Linked DNA regions of Homo sapiens: region 1 is linked to region 2. The links are chromatin loops, found by intact Hi-C in ENCODE. Cell type or tissue: natural killer cell. All regions are shown on one strand. Links, peaks and the distances in the headings refer to the core of each region. The heading gives the core; the rest is flanking DNA.

Evidence for each region. Peaks named below come from ENCODE experiments on the same cell type or tissue, not always from the same donor. Only the 100,000 strongest peaks of a DNase experiment are listed, where the experiment ranks them.
Region 1: a loop joins it to region 2, with 2.9 times the contacts of the local background. A loop is called at or near these places in 2 of 110 quality-filtered maps.

The regions. Positions count from the first base shown.
Region 1 is chr2:105,066,910-105,077,241 of GRCh38, reverse strand. MRPS9 (mitochondrial ribosomal protein S9) reads right to left here. Exons shown (of 11, transcript NM_182640.3): 3 at 5,867-5,929; 4 at 5,753-5,783. Among named protein-coding and RNA genes, the nearest start is that of MRPS9-AS1, 31 kb to the left of the region's middle. In natural killer cell, for the core only: no CTCF peak of the experiment used is centred there; DNase peaks (open chromatin) are centred at 5,001 and 5,671; H3K27ac peaks cover 1,703 bases.
Region 2 is chr2:104,846,154-104,856,485 of GRCh38, reverse strand. PANTR1 (POU3F3 adjacent non-coding transcript 1) reads left to right here and starts at 5,010. Exons shown (of 4, transcript NR_037883.1): 1 at 5,010-5,174. POU3F3 (POU class 3 homeobox 3) reads right to left here and starts at 2,371. Exons shown (of 1, transcript NM_006236.3): 1 at 1-2,371. The coding sequence starts at 975. RefSeq lists enhancers at 2,178-2,767, 5,406-7,958 and a silencer at 3,976-4,025. In natural killer cell, for the core only: CTCF peaks have their summits at 6,521 and 6,741 (motif pointing right); a DNase peak (open chromatin) is centred at 6,755; H3K27me3 peaks cover 2,023 bases.

The DNA.
Region 1 (10,332 bases), core at 4,027-6,526, 220 kb before region 2:
ATGGAGTCTCCCTCTATTGCCCAGGCTGGAGTGCAGTGGCACAATCTTGGCTCACTGCAACCTCCACCTCCTGGGTTCAAGTGATTCTCCTGCCTTAGCCTCCCGAGTAGCTGGGACTACAGGCGTGCGCCACCACGCCCGGCTATTTTGTATTTTTAGTAGAGATGGGGTTTCCCCATGTTGGCCAGGCTGGTCTTGAACTCCTGACCTTGTGATCCACCTGCCTCGGCCTCCCAAAGTGCTGGGATTACAGGGGTGAGCCACCATGCCCATCCATAAGATGTTATTTCTGATCTCTGATATTTTCAAATGCTTACTGGTACTTTAATTTTTTCTATTTATGAATTGCTTATTTGCCTTTGCTCATTTCTCTAGTAAGCTGCTTTTGTTAATTTGTGAGTAATTTATTCTAGGTATCAGGCCTCTGGCATGTTTCAAATTTCCTAGTGTCTTTGTCAAAGAGAAATTTTTAACTTCAACATAAGTAATTTGTCATCTTTGTCCTTTAGTTTTTGTGATTTTAAGGACATAATATCTATTACTTTAAAAGTATTGAAAGCTGTATGTATATTCTTCAACTAGCCACCTTATTTCTGTTCTAGAGTTTGAATTTCTTAACTCCAAAAACACACAATAATTTTTAAAGTCTTGACCAAACTCTGTTATCTTCTGCATAGTCTATTTTTCAGCATTCCATTAAATGAATTGAGAAAAAGGAGGTACATGTATGTATATACGTATGTATGTGTCTGTATGAATATGTAGGTATGTATTTGTATAGTTGGAATTCAGCGTTTTTAAAACAGTTCTTGTCTGCCAAAATACATAAAGGAAGTGAAAGATTGCAATTCATTTGCTACCAGTAAGACCATCATGTTATTTAGTTCATCATTACATGCCATTCCACACTGATTTCTTTGTGTGTAGATGTGGCTGCCACAGAGTCATCAACTGACAGGATGCTCATATGATCTCTGCAGGATCAGCATTTCGCCCAGTAACTATACTGTGGCATGCTTTTATAAGAGGGTATCATTTTTAAAATTTTCAGAACAATTCATAGTTTAAATGTTTTGAATTCAGGTACCCAAATAATGGTAGTCTGCTGAAATTCTAATATAGTTTTTAGTGAATGTTTTCTATTTTCTAAGTAGGCAGTCATAACATCTGTGAATAATAATCGATTTTCCTAATTTCTTTCAGTTTTCTAATTCATACTTTTTTAGCCACACTTTTTTTTTTAACCATGCTAGGTAAAACTTCCAAAACAATGCCAAATAACACAGGCGAGTATGCACATAACTGTCTTATTCCTGAACTTAATGGGATCTATTGATATATTTTTAAATTTGATGTGTTTCTGTTTGTCTTGATATGCTTTCTCAAACTAAGAAAGTTTCTTTTTATTTCTAGGTTGTGTTTTTACCAAAAAAATTAATGCTCAATTTTGTTAATTAACTTTTTTATTGAAATGTTTTAACCTTGACTCAATTAACACAGAGAATTACATAAATCATCCTTATTTTCCTGGAGAGAAAAAAAGGCCCTCTGGTATACTCTCTTAATATAAAGCTTTACTTGGTTTGCTAGTGTTTTATTTAGTGACAACAGACTATAGCTTTCTTTTTCATGAAATTTATGTCCAGATTTGATAATTGTGTGACCCTCTGAAGGGAATTTAGAAGCTTTCATTCTTTTCTTCTGCTCTACAAGTTTAAATGATAACAATAGTTACATCCTCCTTCAAGGTATGTCAGAGCTTCCCGACAAAACCTTCTAGGCCTGGGCCTTTCTCATTAGACCTTTGGCGCTCCTTTATAACTTCTGCAGCTTTTAGATTAACACAGGGGTACCCAACCCCTGGGCCACAGACAGGTACCAGGTTCTATTGATTTGTATTTGCTGTCATGACTGGTCAACTGGGACCAGAGTGGGTGTTTCGCAGTAAGAGCACTTGGTTCTACAGTAGGGGTCCCCAGCCCCTAGACCACAGACCAGCATAGCTTCATCTGTATTTATAGACATTCCCCATTGCTCACATTACCGCCTGAGTGCCACATCCTGTCAGATCAACAGTGCGATTAGATTCTCATAGGAGCGTGAACCCTATTGTGAACAGCACATGCGAGGGATCTAGGTTGCATGCTCCTTATGAGAATCTAAGGCCTGACGATCTGTCACTGTCTCCCATCAACACCACATGGGACAATGTAGTTGCAGAAAAACAAGCCCAGGCCTCACACTGATTCTACATTACGGTGAGTTGTATAATTATTTCATTATATCTTACAATGTAATAATAGAAATAAAGCTCACAATAAATGTAATGAGCTTGAATCATCCCGAAACCATCCCCCAACCCCTGGTCCGTGAAATCGTCCTTCACAAAATTGGTCCCTGGCGCCAAAAAGGCTGGGGACCACCGGTTTAACCACTATTCTCCTGATTGAGACAACTGTGGCAATTATATTATTCTTTCAACTACATGTCTGAGAGTCAGTTGAGTCTGGTGGTCATACATATGTGTGTGTGCCACAACTGCCTGGGCCTCCCTACATTCTGGCTCAACTATTTCCTGGCTGTTACGTCCTTGGTAAGTTAAACTCCATGTGCTTTTAATTCCTACATTTGTGCAGTGGGGAAAATTACAGTATCTACTTAAAAAACCTGTTGTGAAGAGTGTAAGTTAACACACAGGAAGCACTTAGAACTATGCCTGGCCTACTCTGTTTCAATAAATGCTAACAATTCTTACTTGAGAGATTTTTCAAGTTAGAATAAAGTTACCCATAACAACTGCATACTTTAAAATTACCCTCTGAATATTATTATTTACAATTCTTAATATTGTCCTCTTATGTTTTCTCTTTTTTCCCTGGCCAGATTTGCTAGAAGTTGATTGATTTCACTAGCTTTTTCAAAGAATGACATGGTTTTGTTTATCATACCCCTTCTTTTCAATTTCTTCGCTATGTTCCTCTATTCTATTTTTCTTTTTCTGGCTTCCTGAACCGAAAATTTAGTTCATTTATATTCAGTCTTTCTTAATTTCTAACAAATATATGCTTGTCTCTGTATAATACAATGTCCATATTCCATAGGATTTAATAGGAACTGTTGTCATTGTCATGTCTGTAACCTCAATTTTGATTTTCTCTTTAACTCAACAGTCATATGGTTCTATTGATCTTAACTCAGAAAAATCGAATGATATGATTTTTACTACTTGGAATTCGTTAGGTTTTCTTTATGTCCAATTACATCATAATTCTATTAATAGTCCATAGGCCTCTGCATAGAAAATGTATTCTTTGTATCTGTAACTATAAAATCATGCTGTGTTATTCAAATTCGTTATAGCCTTAAGTTAACGGCTTTTGTTTTGAACATTTCGATGCTAAATGTTGGTGCAAAAAGGTTTGTGGTCATCAAATCTACTCAATGGAGATTAGGTTTTATCAACATAAATTAACATTCTTGCTTCGTTGAAGTATTCCTCACACTCCTTGAATTCCATTTTGTCTAATATGAGTGCTACTCTTTGCTCCTGTTGACCCAGTAGTCATCTTTGTTTCACTTAATATTTTTATCACTTGCTTTAAAACATACAGAGCAAGATTTCATGTTAACTCAATCTAGAAGCTTCCATCTTTTAATAAGGAAAGTGTTAGTACACTATAAGTGTCAAAATCTATCCAAATCTAAAATTCACTGTTACTTTTTTAGCATACAAAAAAATCAGTTTATCCTATATTTATGAAATACAACAAAATTGGGAGGTAGGTAGGTAAGCAACAAAAAAATTTTACTAATTCTAGAGGAGTACTGTTTACATACAGTTACATATAGTAAACTACAACTTAAGATAATCCTACCAGGAGTGACATATTTTCAAAATAACACATGGGCATTTTGCAGGGATATATAGAAGTTTCAGTTGTCACAACCTGGCTGCTAGTAACAATAAACTTCTAATACTGAGAAGCTGGTATGATTTGAAAGAACAAACCAGTCTTAGAGGGGCAGATGTATAAGAAGAGATGCAACTAGTAGAGATATAAAGAACAAAGAGAGAGAGAAATAGGTGAGGAGCCTGAGAGGTTTAAAAAAATAGAAGAGTTAGTAAAGAAGAAGAAGAAAAAAAAATCACTGTCATTACAAACATTTACCGAAAAGCTACTAGGTGTTTAATGTAAGTTACTGTGCCCTGTGCATAGTTTTACTTCTGTAACACTGAGTTGTATCTGCAAAAGTGATGTGCATTTTTAACATAGTCTTCATTTATTATTTCCCCAAAAGCTATTATTAAATCGATGGTATAATTTATAATCAACCATGATTAAGAACTGAGGGAATACAAATGATAGAGCATATTTATAAAAAGATTCAAAACATTTATAATAAGATTCAAACTAAAAGTTATCATTTCCAAGAGTGAACTGGAATAAGAGAATAAATGCCTAGCTTTGAATAAAAATATGACTTAGCAGAAATACCACTGCAAAATAAATAAGTCTTCTATAGAAATATCTGCTATCTTACCAATTTCTATTTAATTCTAAACACACTGATAAAGCGGCCTGCGTATTGAGAACCTGTGGCCACCAAGCTATTCTCAAGTAGATCCACACATTTTTGCTGCTGAGTTTCATGCTTACTAATAGTTATGTTTACTCCCAAGCCTATTTTATTACAGTTGTACTTATTTCTATAAATACATGAATTAAGTATTACATAAATAAATTAAATATGAGTGCAAACATAAAAGTTGCTACTTCTAAGAAAACTAGGTTGAATGCTCTAGAAAGGCAAGTTGCTAAAAAAAAAAAAAGTTGTGTCAACTTCAGTAAGGTTGATGGGAAGAATCTGTAGAAATACAAAAATATTCTGCACTCAGATTTCTTAGGAAGTGTAAGTTCACTGCTCCACTGCAAGAAAATCAAAACTGAAAGACTGCGATGATGCATCAGCAGCATGGTTACATAAAAGCAACGGGGAGCAGCAGACACACTCAAAACCACCAAACCTCTAGGGTCACAGCAAAAGCTTGATGGGTAAGTACAGGTTACATTTTGAGTGTTTTTTAAAGAAATGATTTCTAGCTTTAATACTTTTTAAGTTAACAGAGAACTACTGGTCCTCACTGGATAAGAGGTTTCTAATGTATAGTAAATATATTATTCAATTTCTTGACAACCTTAAAGCTTGCTGTGTATTTTCTTCAATTTTTTTTTTTTACACATTTAAAAGATAAAGAGAATATCTTAAGAGAAGCCAGAGAAAACAGGAGACACAATTAGAATGATGGCTAATTGCTCATTAGAAACTATGTAAGACAAGACAATGGAATTACATCATTAAAGTATTGAAAGAACAGAAAAGAAAATCTACAGTCAGTGAAAATGTGCTTCCAAAATCAAGAAAAGTTTTAAATTTTCATATAAACAGAAGTTGAATTAGTTGCCAGCAGATCTGTACCAAACTCTCCCTCAAAAGGACATATTGGAATGCAAATAATTAGTATGACATTGGTATAGTCCTAAGCTCTAAACACATCTAATTTTAGTATTTAATTTAAAAGATATGGTTTGCAAACTTCACTCATTCATTGTTACAAAATTTTTTGACCTACTTCACAACTACTGTGACACAGGAAGGCCACCCTACGATATGTGAGCAACCGCTGATACATAACCTAACACCGGAATACGGTAAAGAAAAAACTGTTTCTCTCATTCTTGAACAAACTTACCTCTTTGTCTTGGAAAAATCTGTTCAGGATGCTGTAAAATAAATTAATAATGTATTAGATAATTATCATAACATATAAAAGTGAAATTTTTAAAATAGTAATTAAGATAACTACCTTCATTACTGGCCTGGCTCGTTTCTCAAACAAACCACTTGGGAAAAGGTAAGCAATAGCTCTCTGAAAATATACACAAAGGTTAGTTAACAACTGTTATATAAACAAGGTTAGAACTAATAGTTATAGAGTGCTTTCTATATGCTGGACATTGAACTAGAGTTTCAAAGCATTATCTTACTTCATAAATGTTTCAATGGGATGATAAAATTACTACACACAATCCAAAAAGAAAAAAATTTAACTATTAAACTGGTTATTGACAATTTTCAAGTGTCAGCTTTAAACATGTCATTCCTTGAATATGAGAGCACAAATAATCTCTCTTTTAAGGGATCACTTAGAGATGCTCCTGTCTGGATTCTGTGGAAATGTGCTTAAGAGCAATTGTTCCAGCTCCCAGCTGGTCGTGCACATATCAAAGAGCAGGCTGCAAAGAGCAGGCTCTAAGTCTCACCCATCATGACACCCCTGATGTTTTTAGATGTTCTTTCAACTTTTTCCAGAGTTTTTAAACTACACTCTTTCCAAACAAGTTCTTCTTCCATGTCTGTTTTTCAATAGGGATGCTACTGGCATTGTGGGTGTGACAGCTCCATCATAGGCACCCTTTTTCCATACTGCAGGTCATTTAGTATTCCTGGCTTTTTTCCAGTCGGCATCAGTAATAACCAGTGCTCATGACAAATCTCACCCCCACACCTTTCCAAATGCCCCTACGTCCTAGGGAGCAGCACTGCCTCCCAGCTGAGAACAATAGCTTAAGCCTTTTATAGTGTCTTCTCCAATGCCCCGCCTCACAACAACAAAATGTACACTTTCCTTCTTGTTGAACAGTGCCGATGAAGAGTCTATGGCCTGGGATCCAGTAGTGCATTTAAATACACTTCTGCTCATTTAGAGAGCCTGTTCTGAGTGGGCCTTCTCTGCCTACCCGCATAGTAAATGTGCTGGATCAGACTCTGCCACCAAAAGGAGAGGTCTATAATTTGGGGGTATAAATTCAGTCATATTAGGGAGCCTAATTGTGTCTCTGGATCAAGCTTCATTCTCTTATTCAACTTTTTTCAGAACAAAATTACACTTAAAACAAAACAAAAAACCTAGGTCAGGCACGGTGGCTCATGCTGGTAATCCCAGTACTGTGGGAGGCTGATGTGGGAGGATGAGGCCAGGTGTTATAAACCAGCCTGGGCAACATGCTTTGTCACGCAGGCTGGAGTGCAAAATAAACAAACAAATAAAAAACTTAGATCAAACATCAGTGTGCCCCTTTAGCAAACTCTTTTTTGTTTTAACCAGGTCCCTCCCCACCTACCCCCTTCCTTTGCTGCAGGGAAAAAAGGTAGACTTTTTCTTTTATTAGATCAGAACCTCACTCTGTCGCTGAGGCTGGAGTGCAGTGACACAATCATGCTCACTGCAGCCTTGACCTCCCAGGCTCATGCAATCCTCCCACCTCAGCCTCAGGAGTAGCTGGGGCTAGAGGCTTGCACCATCACACCCAGGTAATTTTTTTTTTTTTTTGTAGAGATGAGGGTCTCACTATGTTGCTCAGGCTGGTCTTGAACTCCTGAGCTCAAATGATCTTCTTGCCTTGGCCTACCAGTATTGGGATTACACACATGAGCCTTAATAAATGATACTGCAACTGATTGCCATTTGGAAAAAGATACAACCAAAATCCAAACCTCACATCATATACAGCAGAGTAAACTCCAAATGAGTGAGAGGGCTAAACATACAAAATAAAAACAAATACTCACATATGACATGAGTGAATTCCTTTATAACTAAGCAATGGAAAAGTCTTTCATAACTATGACTCAAAATTTATAAGTAACTTTTTAAAAAAGATTGACAGGCTGGGCCTGGTGGCTCACGCCTGTCATCCCAGCACTTTGAGAGGCTGAGGTGGGTGGATCACGAGGTCAGGAGTTCGAGACCAGACTGGCCAACGTGGTGAAACCCCGTATCTACTAAAAATACAAAAATTAGCTGGGCATGGTGGCGGGCGCCTGTAATCCCAGCTACTTGGGAGGCTGAGGCAGGAGAATCGTTTGAACCTGGAAGGCGGAGGTTGCAGTGAGCTGAGATCGCGCCATTGCACGCCAGCCTGGGTGACAGGGCGAGACTCTGTCTCAAAAAAAAAAAAAAAAAAGATTGACCAATTAAACTATATTTGTAAAAGAAGTATATGGCTCATAATAAGATAAGTGCAATTAAAACTACTGAGAGAACACATTTTATCTAATAGGACTAGCAAAAGTTCAAAAGTCTGACAGCACACTGTTGGCGAGGCTATAAAAAAACACCCTGCCACCTTGCTGGTGGGAATGCCAAGTGCTATAACCTCTTCAGCGGGAAGGTGGGAGCTTTCTAACAACATTACATATATATTTCCCTAGCAATCTGACTCAATGAATTTACCCAGAAGATACACCCCTATGAATACAAAAGAACATAAGCACGTGTTATTCACTGATTTATGAGAACAAAATACTGAAAACAACCAAATCCCCATGCATAAGAGGCTGGCTGAATAAATGAGGGCACATCTGTGCAATCAAGTACTATAGAGCTGTAAAACAGACAGAAAAGCCAAGATACAAAAGAAATGTACCTAGAATGCTGCTTTGGTGTAAGAAACAGAAAAAGAAAAGACGTATAAATACAGGGGGAAAATACACATAAGCTTCTTTTTGCAAACATAAAACACAAAAATGTTAAGTAGAAACCAATAAAAATGATTTCTCAAGGGTTGGGTGAGAGTAGAGGGAGGGGCATAGGGATAAGGGCAAACTCCTCTGGGCCTCCCTTGTATAGTTAAGCCCTGAAGCATGTAAATGTTTTATGTATTAAAGAATAATATTTACAAAGAAACTCTAAAAATATAACCAGAAACAAATAACAACAACAAAATAATTGCAAAGAAATCTTCATCTTTACTTGGTAGGCTTATAGTCAGTCATAACACTGATACTATAATTCTGAAATATTTTATGTACACTGCAGCATAAAGCAAATAAGTAAATATATTAATTTTATGGAGACTGATATTTTATTATAGAAGAGATATAAATGTACAAGGGAAAACCCTATAATGTTAAGTAATATAAACTATTATCTTAAAAACTATTTCCTGTAATATTCAAAAAATATTATTTCCTAGTTCTGTTCCCTGAAAAAGCATAAAGGAATGGAACTTTAGGAGCAATGGGAGGGTCAACTGGTTTCTACATACATCCCAGTATAAGGAACCAAGTACCTTGGAGAAATGGCTGATTCTAGGTGTAAGGCAGACAAAGCACAAAATGAGTCTGAGACATTCTCACTATCTCTTTTTAGAGATACTGAGATCCCATCTCTACAAAAAAAATTTTTAAGAAGTGTGGTGGCACATGACTGTAGTCCCAGCTACTCAGGAAGCTAAAGTGAGAGGATTGCTTGAGCCCAAGAGTTCAAGTCTGCAGTGAGCTATGACAGCATCACTACACTATAGCCTGGTTGATGGAGCAAGACCCTGTCTCTGAAAATAAAAGAATAATGATAATGCTTCACAACACACTCAATATGTGACATGCACATTCATGTGCATGCACACGCACACATGTACACATACACACACACACACACTCAGGAGAAGGGGCAAGAAGAAAAAGAAAGCTACTTTACAGAACAATATGTTATAAAAGTAAAAGGAGTGACAGAAGTAGAAAATCACCATTTTACAACTTCCAAATTAACCATCAATTTCAGGCAAGGATCACCAACAAATGCTAAAGCCACTGGCTGAAAGGTTACTAAAGAATGGAAAATTCGCATGAACTCAGAATATTACCCTATAGACTGGTTACAAAGGGAAAAGGCTACTTTTACAATAAAGAGGTCTAGTGGTCATCACTGTAACCAAGGGATCAGTCACATCATCATCAACAGCAGGACAAACTGACTATGTACCTCTCAGACTTCGTGGATGTAACGAGAAGTATACAATATCACCTAAGCAGTATCCTTTATACATTCTAAGTCTGATCACGAGAAAGCAAGCAGAAAGCCAGAATGTGACACAACTGTACAAGACAAGTGGCCTGGATTCTACAAAACAATTAGTCAGCTACAAAGACATTCTGGGGAAAACTGAGGAAATTTTCACGAAGATTATATATATGGCATATAGAATTATTATAATTGTATCAGATGTGATAATGATATTGTGGGAGATAACAGTATGAAGAATGCAAGCATTTAGGGGTTAAGTACATACTGATGTATTTGGGGGTTAAGTTTATAATGTGCAGTTTTCAGTGGATCAATAAAAAATGTTTTACATATACAAAGCGATAAAGAAAATGTGGCAAAATGTGAAAATCTGGCAAATCTAGGTGATGGGGGTATGCGTTTATATTTATTCAATGAATATTCAACTTTTCTGGAAATTTGAAAAGTTTCAAAATAAAAAGGTG
Region 2 (10,332 bases), core at 5,612-8,111:
GAACTGCTCCAGGTCGTCCGACGTCGGCGTGTCCTCGTCCGAGTGCGGGTCGTGGCTGTTGAGTCCAGGCCCCGCGCCGCCGCCGCCGCCGCCGTGGTGCGGGGGTCCCTGCGCGTGGTGCGGGTGCGGCGGGTGAGGATGCGCGTGGTGGTGGTGGTGGTGGTGGTGCTCGGCCAGCTCTGGCGTGTCCCCGCGCACCAGCCCCGGGTGCACCAAGCTCTGGGCTCCACCGCCCGCGCCGCCGCCGCCGCCGCCGGGCCCCGGTGGCGCGCTCAGCATGCCGTTCACCGTGAAGCCTCCGGGCTGCGAGTAGAGCAGACTCTGCGGCGGCGGCTGCTGGCCCCCGGCCATGGACGGGAGGTGCGCGGCGGCGGCGGCGGCGGCGGCTGCGGCTGCGGCAGCGGCGGCCGCCCCCCAGCCCCCAGGGTGGCCCTGGTGTGGGGGCGGCGGCGGGGGTCCGAGGTGCGGCGGCCCGCGGTGGTGCAGCGCTGTGCCCGCGTGCAGGTCGTCGCGCCCGGCGCCGCCCTTCACGTCGGGGCCCTGCGGCGGTGGCGGCGGCGGCTGCGGTGGCTGCTGGGGGCTGCCAGCCATGCCCACGGCGCTGCCCGACCACGGCGAGCTCGCCTCCACGGCGGCGGCGGCGGCAGCGGCGGCGGCGGCGGCGGCGTGGGGCAGGGCTGTGACCCACTGGTGCGCGTGGCTCAGCATATGGCCGCCGTTGCTGGCGGCCATGGCCCCCTGCATGAAGTCGCTCTGGACCATCTTGACAGAGGACGGGTCCCCCCGGTAGGCGCCCGAGGTCACGGCGGCGCTGCCCGGCTGCATGCCGCCGCCCCCGCCCCCTGCGCCGCCCCCGCCGCCGCCGCCGCCGCCACCCCCGCCGCCGCCAGCCCCTGCCGCGTCCGAGTGCACAATAGAGCCGGCCGCGAGCAGGCTGTTCCCCGGCAGGTAGGGGTTAGAAGCCGCCGTGGCCATGCCGCTCCGCTCCCGCCACCCCACCGCCGCCACCACCGCCGCCGCCGCCGCAGCAGCAGCCGCGGCCGCCGCCGCCGCCGCCGCCGCCGCGCCCCCCGCCTCCCGCCTCCTCCCCCCCTCCTTCCCCGCCCCCGCCCCGGGCCCCCGCCGGCCCCGCCGCCTTCGCCGCCTCCTCCTCCGCCGCCGCCTCCGCCCCCGCCGCCGCCGCCGCCGCCGCGGCCCCCGGCTGCAGCTGCAAGGCCGCTCGGCAGGGCGCGGGGGTCGCCGGCCGGCCTTGGTCACCAGCAGCAGCAGCAGCCGCAGGAGCAGCGCTCTGGGGAGGGGGGCTCGCTTCTCGGGGTGCGCTCCGTGGCCACCCCCTTCAGGGGGGGTCGTGGCCGCCCCCCAGCCCCGGCGCGCTGGGCTCGCTCCAGCGGGGCTCGCCGGGCGGGGCGGGGACCTGCACTCGGGGCGCTCTCCCGGGACGCGCGGGCTCCCGCTCCTCCTCCTGTCCTCGGGCGAGCCCGGACTCTGCCCGGTCGCGGGGCTCCGTCCACCTGCTAAGTGAAGGTTTCACGGGAGATAACAAAGAAAGAAGCTGCTCCTTTCTTCCTTAGCCAAATTACGGATGACCAGCAACCGGCCCGCTCCTTCTCTTGTCCGCTCTCTCCTCTCCTCTCCTCTCCTCCTCAGGAACACATTTCACTCGTTTTCCCTTAGAGTAGTAAAACTTTTTCGTCCTTGAAGGCGTGGTGCTGCTGGCTGCTCGCGAGTGCGGAGAGGGGAGGCTGGCTCCTGCTCTCCCCCTCTGGTCCTCTCGTTTCAAGTTTTGTTCTGTCCTAGGAAAACTTCTTGCGATGGTGCATTTCTCTGAAGTTGCTATTGCCGGAGCTCTTGGTTGCCTCTGAAACAAGAGTCCTTTTTCATTCTCCTCGCAACAGTCACAGTCTGATGCGACATCTTTCCTTTTGGGCAGAAATTAGGAAACAAATATAACAAGGAAAAAATTGAACAGGAAAAAAAATGATGTCGAATCGCTCTGTTACCTTGTTGCTGACGGTTGGGGTTGGTGTTTTATTTTTTTCCCAGCAGTTGTCTGGAGAAGGAGGAGGAAGAAGAGTGCATTGGTGGAGGTGGAGGTGTGTGTGTGCATATAGGGGATCGATCCTTGATACACAACAACTCCAGTGGGCACGCTGCACGGCTCGTAGAGTGCACCGACGGCGGGCGCTGGCGCTGGCCGTGCTGGAGCAGAGTTGCAGCAGGAGCTCGCTCTGCGCCCTCGTTCGCGCTCTCTTTCCCTCTCTCACTTTTCCTCTCCCTCCCTCTCTCTCTCTCCCTCTCTCGGGCGCCCGCTCTCGCTCCGATCTGACAGTTCGCTCTCTGTCCCTCCCTCTCAGAGCGGGGACTGTCGAATGTTTACCCTCCGCCGCGAGCGCGCACCCACCACCACACTTTCCCAAATACAAGGAAGTCGAGCACCAGGGCCCCCGCTGATTGGCTACCCGCTGGGTGATTGGCAGGCTCGGAATGACTGGCTCAGGACGCGAGGCCCCCCTTCCGGCCGTTCCGATTGGTTGCTTTTTAATTTAGGCAGAGCGTCGTAGAAGCTGGAAATCTGTCGTCCTCCAGCCTCCCTCCCCCTCACCACTTTCCCCTCCCCGCCCCTCCCCCGCCGCCCCCTCCGCCACATCTTAACTCTTAGTGTCCGGCCCAGACGTTGGCGTTCCCTCGGCGGCTCTGGGCGTTCGCAATAGGTCTGGGCGGGGGGAAGAAAGGGGAGATAAAAGGGAGGGAGGGACGAGAGGGGGGAAGAGAATCAGAAGGAAAACGAAGGGGGAAACATGAAAAATAGCAACCTGCCCACCCCACCTAGTACGCGTCGGGTTGCTCACCCCCTTACCCCCGCCCCGCCAGAGATTTGTAAAGCGCGCGGCACGGATGTACCATTCAAGCTAATACCTATAGACAGATGTGTCCCCAGTGGTTTCAAAGTTTCCTCTTCCCTTCACCAGCCGGCCCCCTTCTCTGATCGGCGGGGGTGGGAAGCGGGGGCTCGCATCGCCAAGAGCTCTGGTCGTGGCCACGCTCCTTGGAAATCCGCCACCGCAACTTTCCGCAGCCGTTGCGCGCCGGCGGCAGCCCCCTTTGTTTAAGTTCTCGGATGCCATCATCTGGGAAACCTGCAGCCCAGGACCAGCGCGGTGCCCGCGCGTGCGAGACGGACCGCTCGCTGCCGCCGCTCCCTGGCTCCTCCACCCCCTCTCTCCCTCCTTCGCTCTCCCTCCCTTCCTCCCTCCTCCCTCCTCTGGGATTCGTGCAAGTAGCGTGCGTGCCCTTGTGAGTTTGGAGGGTGCCGGTCAGCGGAGCCGTGCGATGTATTTGAAAAGCAATCAGTCCGACCTTCCCCCATAGATTCATCGTAAGTGTATTCGACCCCAATGGCTTTAGGAATTCCCTGTGGCAGCAGGAGCCGGGCGAAAGAACCGGGATCGGCTAGCCGCGCCCTTCTCTGCTCCACCGCTTCCTCGTGTGTGTGTGTGTGTGTGTGTGTGTGTGTGTGTGTGATTAGCGGTGGGGGGGTTTGCTCGCTCTCTATTCTTAGGCATGGTGGTGCTTTTTTTTCTTTCCTTTCTGTCTCAGATGGATTTGCGTGGTGGATGGGGCTGGCGGCGACAAATGCTTTCTCAGCTCTAACCCAGCTGAAAGAGTTAAGGGGGATGGGAGGGGGAGTGCACCCGGTAGGCGAGAGAAGCGGGGGTGGGGTGGGGTGGGGTGGGGGGACGCGGCCAAGCGGAAACGCTGCACAGAGGAACCTCAGCGAACCAAGAAAAAAGAGAAAGTGGCAACGAAAACAAGGGCAAATTGAGCCCTCCTCGGGGATTTCCAATGAACTAACCCAACTCGGACATTCAATAAATACATGGCTCTTAATGAGCGTGCGTGTGCGTGCACCCCGCACCCCTAGCTGCGGGTGCGCCCGCTTGCGCCCGCCGCCCCCAGCCAGAGCCTGCATCTGGCAGTCCCGAGCCCGAGCGGCAGCCCAGGACGCAGCCGAGGAGCGGCCGCCGGTGCGCTCCGATTAAAATGTGAACGGGCCTGCCCTTCTCTCCCGCTGTATCGTGCCTCTGCCGAGCGCAGTTAAGTGAACTCAGTGAAAGCAGGAGTTCTCCTGCCCAGCCGCAGCCAGGCAGCCCCCGCGTGATCTCAAGATTAACACTAGACGCGTAGAATTTATGTAGGCTCTTGTCCAGCTCCTGCTTGCCGGGTGAGATACCATCGTAGGTAGGTTTTAGCAAAGCCATTATTGCCAAGGTATAGATACCAAAGGCGGTGGTAACCAAACCCCAAACAGAACGGATTTTTTTCCTCTGCGGCCCCCAAAGGTTGCTTTTTATATTTACGTATGCGTATATGTATATATAAAAGATGGAACACAGATTTCATTGAATCAATCTGAGATCTCCAGGTGCAGACGTTTGAATAGTCGGTGCCAGCACCCCGTGTTTTCCTTTCCTGCCGATTTTGCTTGGATCCGGCTCAAAAACCGAGAGAGTCTCGTGGTTTTGTTTACACTGAATGGGGAGGATAGGAACAGAGCCATGGGGCCGCCTTTCATTAATATACAGTGAGGATTTTGTCTAAATTACTGCTATGAATTTCACAGTACACGCTTTCAAAAGCAGTCTCAGGTGGCCTGATGAAACGTGATAGCGCCTCTGCAAACAGATCCACTTTCTTTCTTTTCAAGAGGGTGTGTGTGCGCGTATGGGAAGCCCCCCAAAACGTTGTGCTCCTCGATAACAGAAACACACTTCTGTTCCGAGGTCTGTCCCCTTCTTCCTCCCCCCCTTTCGTCGTACTTAATTCTCGAATCGCTCCCCGGCCTCTCTCCCCCCTCCACGCTGCCCCACCCCATCCGCCCCCTCCCTTTGCGAGTGTGATTGTTTTGTCTGGAAAAAAAAAATCCAAAGTATATAACAAGGGGAGAACAGTTAGTGCTGATTTTCATTTGCATACATTTTCATATATTTTGGTGAAAATAATAGACTAGTGGAGAGCTGGGCTTCGAGGCGTCAGTGTGAAGGGAAGGCTAAGGACGCATCGGTGCTGGAGAGTTGAGAATATGCCTTCCCCTCCACCCCCAACCCAGTCACCTTATTTGAAAAAAAATTAAAAAACACCTTTTATTTAAAAACCTAACCCTGGAAGTTTGCTCGGTAAGTGTTTTTTCATTTTCTTTCCCTGCTTTCCTCTTCTTTTTCCCCTCCTTTTTGGCTTATTTATTTATGTTCTTGTAGGTTTGGGAGCTTATTTTCATTGCTTGGGACAAGAGAGGGTTCACAGAGCAACTGTCTGAAGGAAGGAAGGAAGGGAAGATGTGTTGGGGGGGAGTTAAAAAAATCCAACCCTGCTAAAATATTACATAAAAAGATGGACTCAGTCCAAAGCCCCACACAGCAAAAGCCACTTTACTTTGGAGGGGTGGGGGGAAAATGCTATTCATTGTAATTGTTGATCGTGAAGGTGGGGTGGGAGGAGGGGGAAGAAGCCCTGGAAAAGAAGTGATTATTAAGCATGCAGTATATAAATATTTCTTGATTGGGATTTTTTATTTTTCCCAGAGAATCAGGACTAGAGGGGAAGAAACCCTATTTCTGTAGCCAGTGGTGATGTCCTGAATTGTGTGTGCCTGCCTGGATTGGGGTGGGGGGACGCATGCTGGGAGCAGGAGGATGGAGTGAGGAGGGGGACTTGGCAAAGGGAAGGCGGAGAGCTGGAGGAGGAGGAAGCGAGGCAGGAAGTCAGGGCACCCCTGGTTAATGCTGTGTCTGGGGAGCAGGCGGGGAGCTGCAGCCTCCCAGCTCGGTAGTGAAAGCCCATCAGAAAGAGGGTGATCAATCAAAACTAACCAGGACATCCCTACACTTCATTCCCAAAGGAGGCTGGAGCTTTAGCATCGCAGACTGGATTTCACTTTGTTTTCTATTTTTGACAGCCTCACTTGTCCCCTCCTTGCCACTGTTCCTGGGTTTTGTAAAAATTGAGGGTGCAGTTATTGCTAGGTGCAGTTAATTAGATAAACATGGCCGGAGGACATAGCTAGGCCAAGTCCAGGCCCATTTGAGTGCCTTACCTTAGTGAAATAGGCCGGAGAAAATTTTAAAAGCTTCTTGGTTTTGTTCTTTTAAGGGAAGCTGCGTCTGTGATGATGAGGGGGGAGAATCCAATGGCTGGAATTTTATTGCACTTTTTTACACAGAACACCTTGCAATTTAGAATTGGTAATTTATTTGGAAACAGTTGATGCCAAATCAATGAAACGGTTTGTAACGAGGGAGGAAGAGGTTTCAGTTGGGGAGGGGGCTCAGAATCGCCAGTTTTCCACTCCTTGTTTACGTGCTTGGCAGCGTTGCTTTTGACTGGGGTTAACTCTGTGTGCTCCATTGGACCAGATGCCATATAGAGCTGCTCCCTGAAGATCATTTGTTTCCTTGATGGGGAACATTTCTGAGCAGAGCATATTGGTTGCCATAGAGAAAGAAATAAAAGGAAGAACACTAGTCACATTAAGCTATATGTTTGTGCACTGGGCTTTAGATAAAAGGACCTTGGTTCAGCCAAAGAGAAGAAGCCAAACTAGAGATTTCTAGTGCCACTAAAACTAGCTTTATTTTGTTTTGGACTTTTACAGTTGAAACATATAAGCTAATTTTATTGGCTGTTGTTAATTTTATATGACACGGTTTACTGAACAAAATAAACTTTGCTCAGGAGTAGCATTATTGACTTGTCAGCAGGGGGCGCACTGACTCGTCTTAGCGAGTGCTGAGTAAAATGTAGCTGTTTCAAAAGCAAATCTGCTCTTCCAAACTTGCCAAAGGAACAAATACCGCTACCTTTCTATGCATATTCACAACGAGGAGTGAATTCATTGCATAACACAGGGTTTTAAAATATGAAGACAATGACTTCCCCATCCCCCACCCGCCCATGTCTGTGAAATGGCCCAGAAAGAAATATAGTTCAAAAACTATTCCTCCATTTCAGTGAAGTGTATTCTGGGCTGGAAAACAGAAATGAGATGTGAAAGCAAGAATAGTTTTTGAAAATTATTACTAAGGGGATTTAATAGGCTACTTAAGAAGCTACCTTTCAGGGTTTTTTGTTGTTGTTGTTTTAACAGTCAAGAAAATGAAATGCATCCTAGGGTATGATCTGTTTAAATAATGAAAGTTCTTCAACCTGATACATGCTTTGACTTCTAAATGCATCTCTGGGTCCTAGAGATTTAGTCCGCTGGCCCAGGATCACTTTTACTCCATTTGATATTTAGTGGCTACTTTCATTCTTGTTACCACTTATGATTTTAGAAAGATTTTGGATTTATCCTTGAAAGGCTTGGCAGAGAAAAGAAAATACAAAATAGCCACGGGTTAGAGATAACTGTGGGCTTGAAACTTTTTAGTGCATTACTTAACCCAGTTGAAGAAAAGTTTCAGTAGAGCCACAAGGTTTCTGCCTCAAAGATATATACATACTGCCAATGAAGACTAAACTTTATTGTGGTAAAGGACGAAAAAGATATGTGGAAAACTTCCTAAAGCAGTGAAGGGTAGATCCTGACTGGTTCAGAATTAGTCAGTTTGTCATTAAGAATTTTCCCAAGGAGATTCAGAGAGTGTGACTAGTAAAGGGAAGCCCGGAGTGACTGGAAGTGAGAAGCTGGCTTCCATGGTTCAGTAGCCGAACACACCTGTGAATGTGTCACAGAGCCTGTTAGTAAGGGCCACATTACGTGATCGCTCTCATGTTCCTGTGCAAGAGAGGAAAAGACACCTTATTCTTTCTAACCCAGCTCCAAGTCAACCAGGTTCCAATGAGGAGAAGTTTTTCTTTGACACTAACTTTAGTAAGTCAGAGTTTGGATTTAAGTGGTGTGTTTTCTAGGAGGGTCAAGAGATTCTGGGAACAGTATAAGCAAAAGGGGCACACTCAAACACATTTTAATCTGTGATTTTCACCCCAAGCTCTCACATTTAGAGTCAGGAAAGGTACTCTCAGGTTCGCACTAATAAAACAGGGAGAATTGAGAAAATTGTAACTTGAGCCCAAACATTGCTTTCTCTTTGGCTTTTGGGACATTTCAGACAAAAGACTTCTGGGGCAGATCCACATGAAGTGGGCAAATGTCTTAAAGCTCTAGCTTACTTTGCATGCCCAGGGCTGCTGAATGCATTTAAAAATTATTAAGGAGAAAGGAAACTTTTCAAATCAGCCTGACATTCTGCAAAAAACATTGGTGAGGCAATCATTATATATATTTAGAGCATAATTTTTGTGTGCCACTTTTCATAAGATCTGTGATTGTTACTGTCTTGCTGCTACTTTTCTTTTTTTGAAAAGGTAATTAAACAATAAACAGAAAAGATAAAATGCTTGCCCCTCATGATATCTATAGTCCTAGGTTCCTTAATGTAAAAGAAACAGAAAATAAGAAATCTGGGTAGAGCAACAAGTTAATTTGACAAGAACTGACATATTATAGAGATGGCTTTAGTAGCATTTTATAATGATTTGGGGGTGGAAGCGATCAAGCTGGGTATGAATTAAGATTCAAAGTGCTGGGCAAAGCTACAGACTTTTAATTGTTGGGGATGGCGAAATTGCTTTTGCCAAATGAGAGAATGAAGAACATTACCTGGGTCAAAAGTACAAAACACAAAGTGGGTATTTACTCATTTGTTTCCATTTGAGAATGATAAGGTGCTCTGGTATCGCTGCAGTTCAGAAGCACATTTGCCATTAGCATTTACAAATTAAAATGTTAAGCATACTCTCAACCCATACTCTGTGTTATATACAAAGGGGACAGCTCTTCCACGGTAGCTTTTGGGTGGAGAAAAGTATTTGTCGTCTTGGCAGTGGATGAGTTGTTTCTTGGTCTTCCTAAGTTTTTTGAAGTGTTTCTTCCCCTAATTCTTTGTATCATTTTGATAACTGATTTGTCTGATCTGCAGGAAAGGAGCAAGTACGTAGGTTTTTAGATGGTTTCAAAGAGTAATACATTCAAAGACATTATGATTTCTCACCCGAAAGCAAGAAGCTTTCTTTCTGATACTTATAGGACAGCTTTAAACTACAGGGCATTTCAGATTATGGGAAATAAACTAAGAAAGCACAGTAAGTTGGTAATCCAGTGAATGCTTTTAAAACAACCCATTTCCAACAGTTTGCCCATTCGAGCTGCATGCAGGCGTGCACCTGACAAGTCTGGTAATGAAAGCTACCAATTGCCAGGGAAGCTGGAGCTGTCACAGTGTGATGGACTGTTCCTGCCTGCCCCCTCACCACACTCCCTGCCTCCCCACTGAGTGCAATGCTCTTTTTCAAATTTAAATTCACAGGGCTAGGTAACATAGAGCCAGGCTGATTGACCAGAGATGATGATGATGATGATGATGATGATGATGATTCATTGACAAAATTTGGTCATTTCTTAGCTAGAAAAATATTCCAAGGTCAGCTTGGTGGGTTTTGTGTGTATTTGTATGTGTGTAAAAACAACGCCCAGAAATATTAATTCAGCTTTATCAGAAAAATGGTTTGATTCTTTGAGGTTGTGGTGGTCCTAACAGAACTGAACAAACAGCTCTCTCAGTCTTGAGGACACTCCTTACGCCAAACATTCCTCATACGTTATTATACAGCATCGCCTTTCTGGGTCGGAACAGGGTAGTCTGGAGGTGGAAAAGAGATTCATGTGGCATACATCCCAGAAAACAATTCTTGCAGTTTGGCACCTCTGTTTTTATTATTATTATTATTAGATTTTTTTTTGACATTTGAACTTAGCTATTGTCTGAGAAGCTGGGTGCAGATGCAGCACGTCAGGCTGACGGCTGCTCTTTTCGGCATTCCCCTCAAACTGTGCTTCTGTGGTCTCTTCTCTCCAGTGAATGCTGAAACACCCAGTTCACTATATCGCTCTTTCCCCCCGCGCCCCCGGCCCTGAGACACCCCAGTGCCTGCCCTGGATGGCCAGCCTCAGGGGTGTTTTCAAGAAAGTGTGTTTATTGTTGTTCACTTTCAAAATACGGTGCCGAATGTATTCGTTGATATTTGATACTACAAATACCATGGTTTGCAGTGATACACTTTCAGCACAAACGTATCTGGTCAGACACTTTGGTGGTGGAGCTAAGTGACCTTGCTCACTGTAGCTTCAGGCAGCTTGGAGTTTGTTAGTCTCAAGTTAAAAGTTACTTGTCTGATGTTGCTTTGAACGCTCACCTCTCTCCCCAAAATTTCGGTAGGGAGCCTGGCTACTCAGTGAAGCCCAAGGGAAGGAGCTCAGGCTTACAGTGCCATTTAATA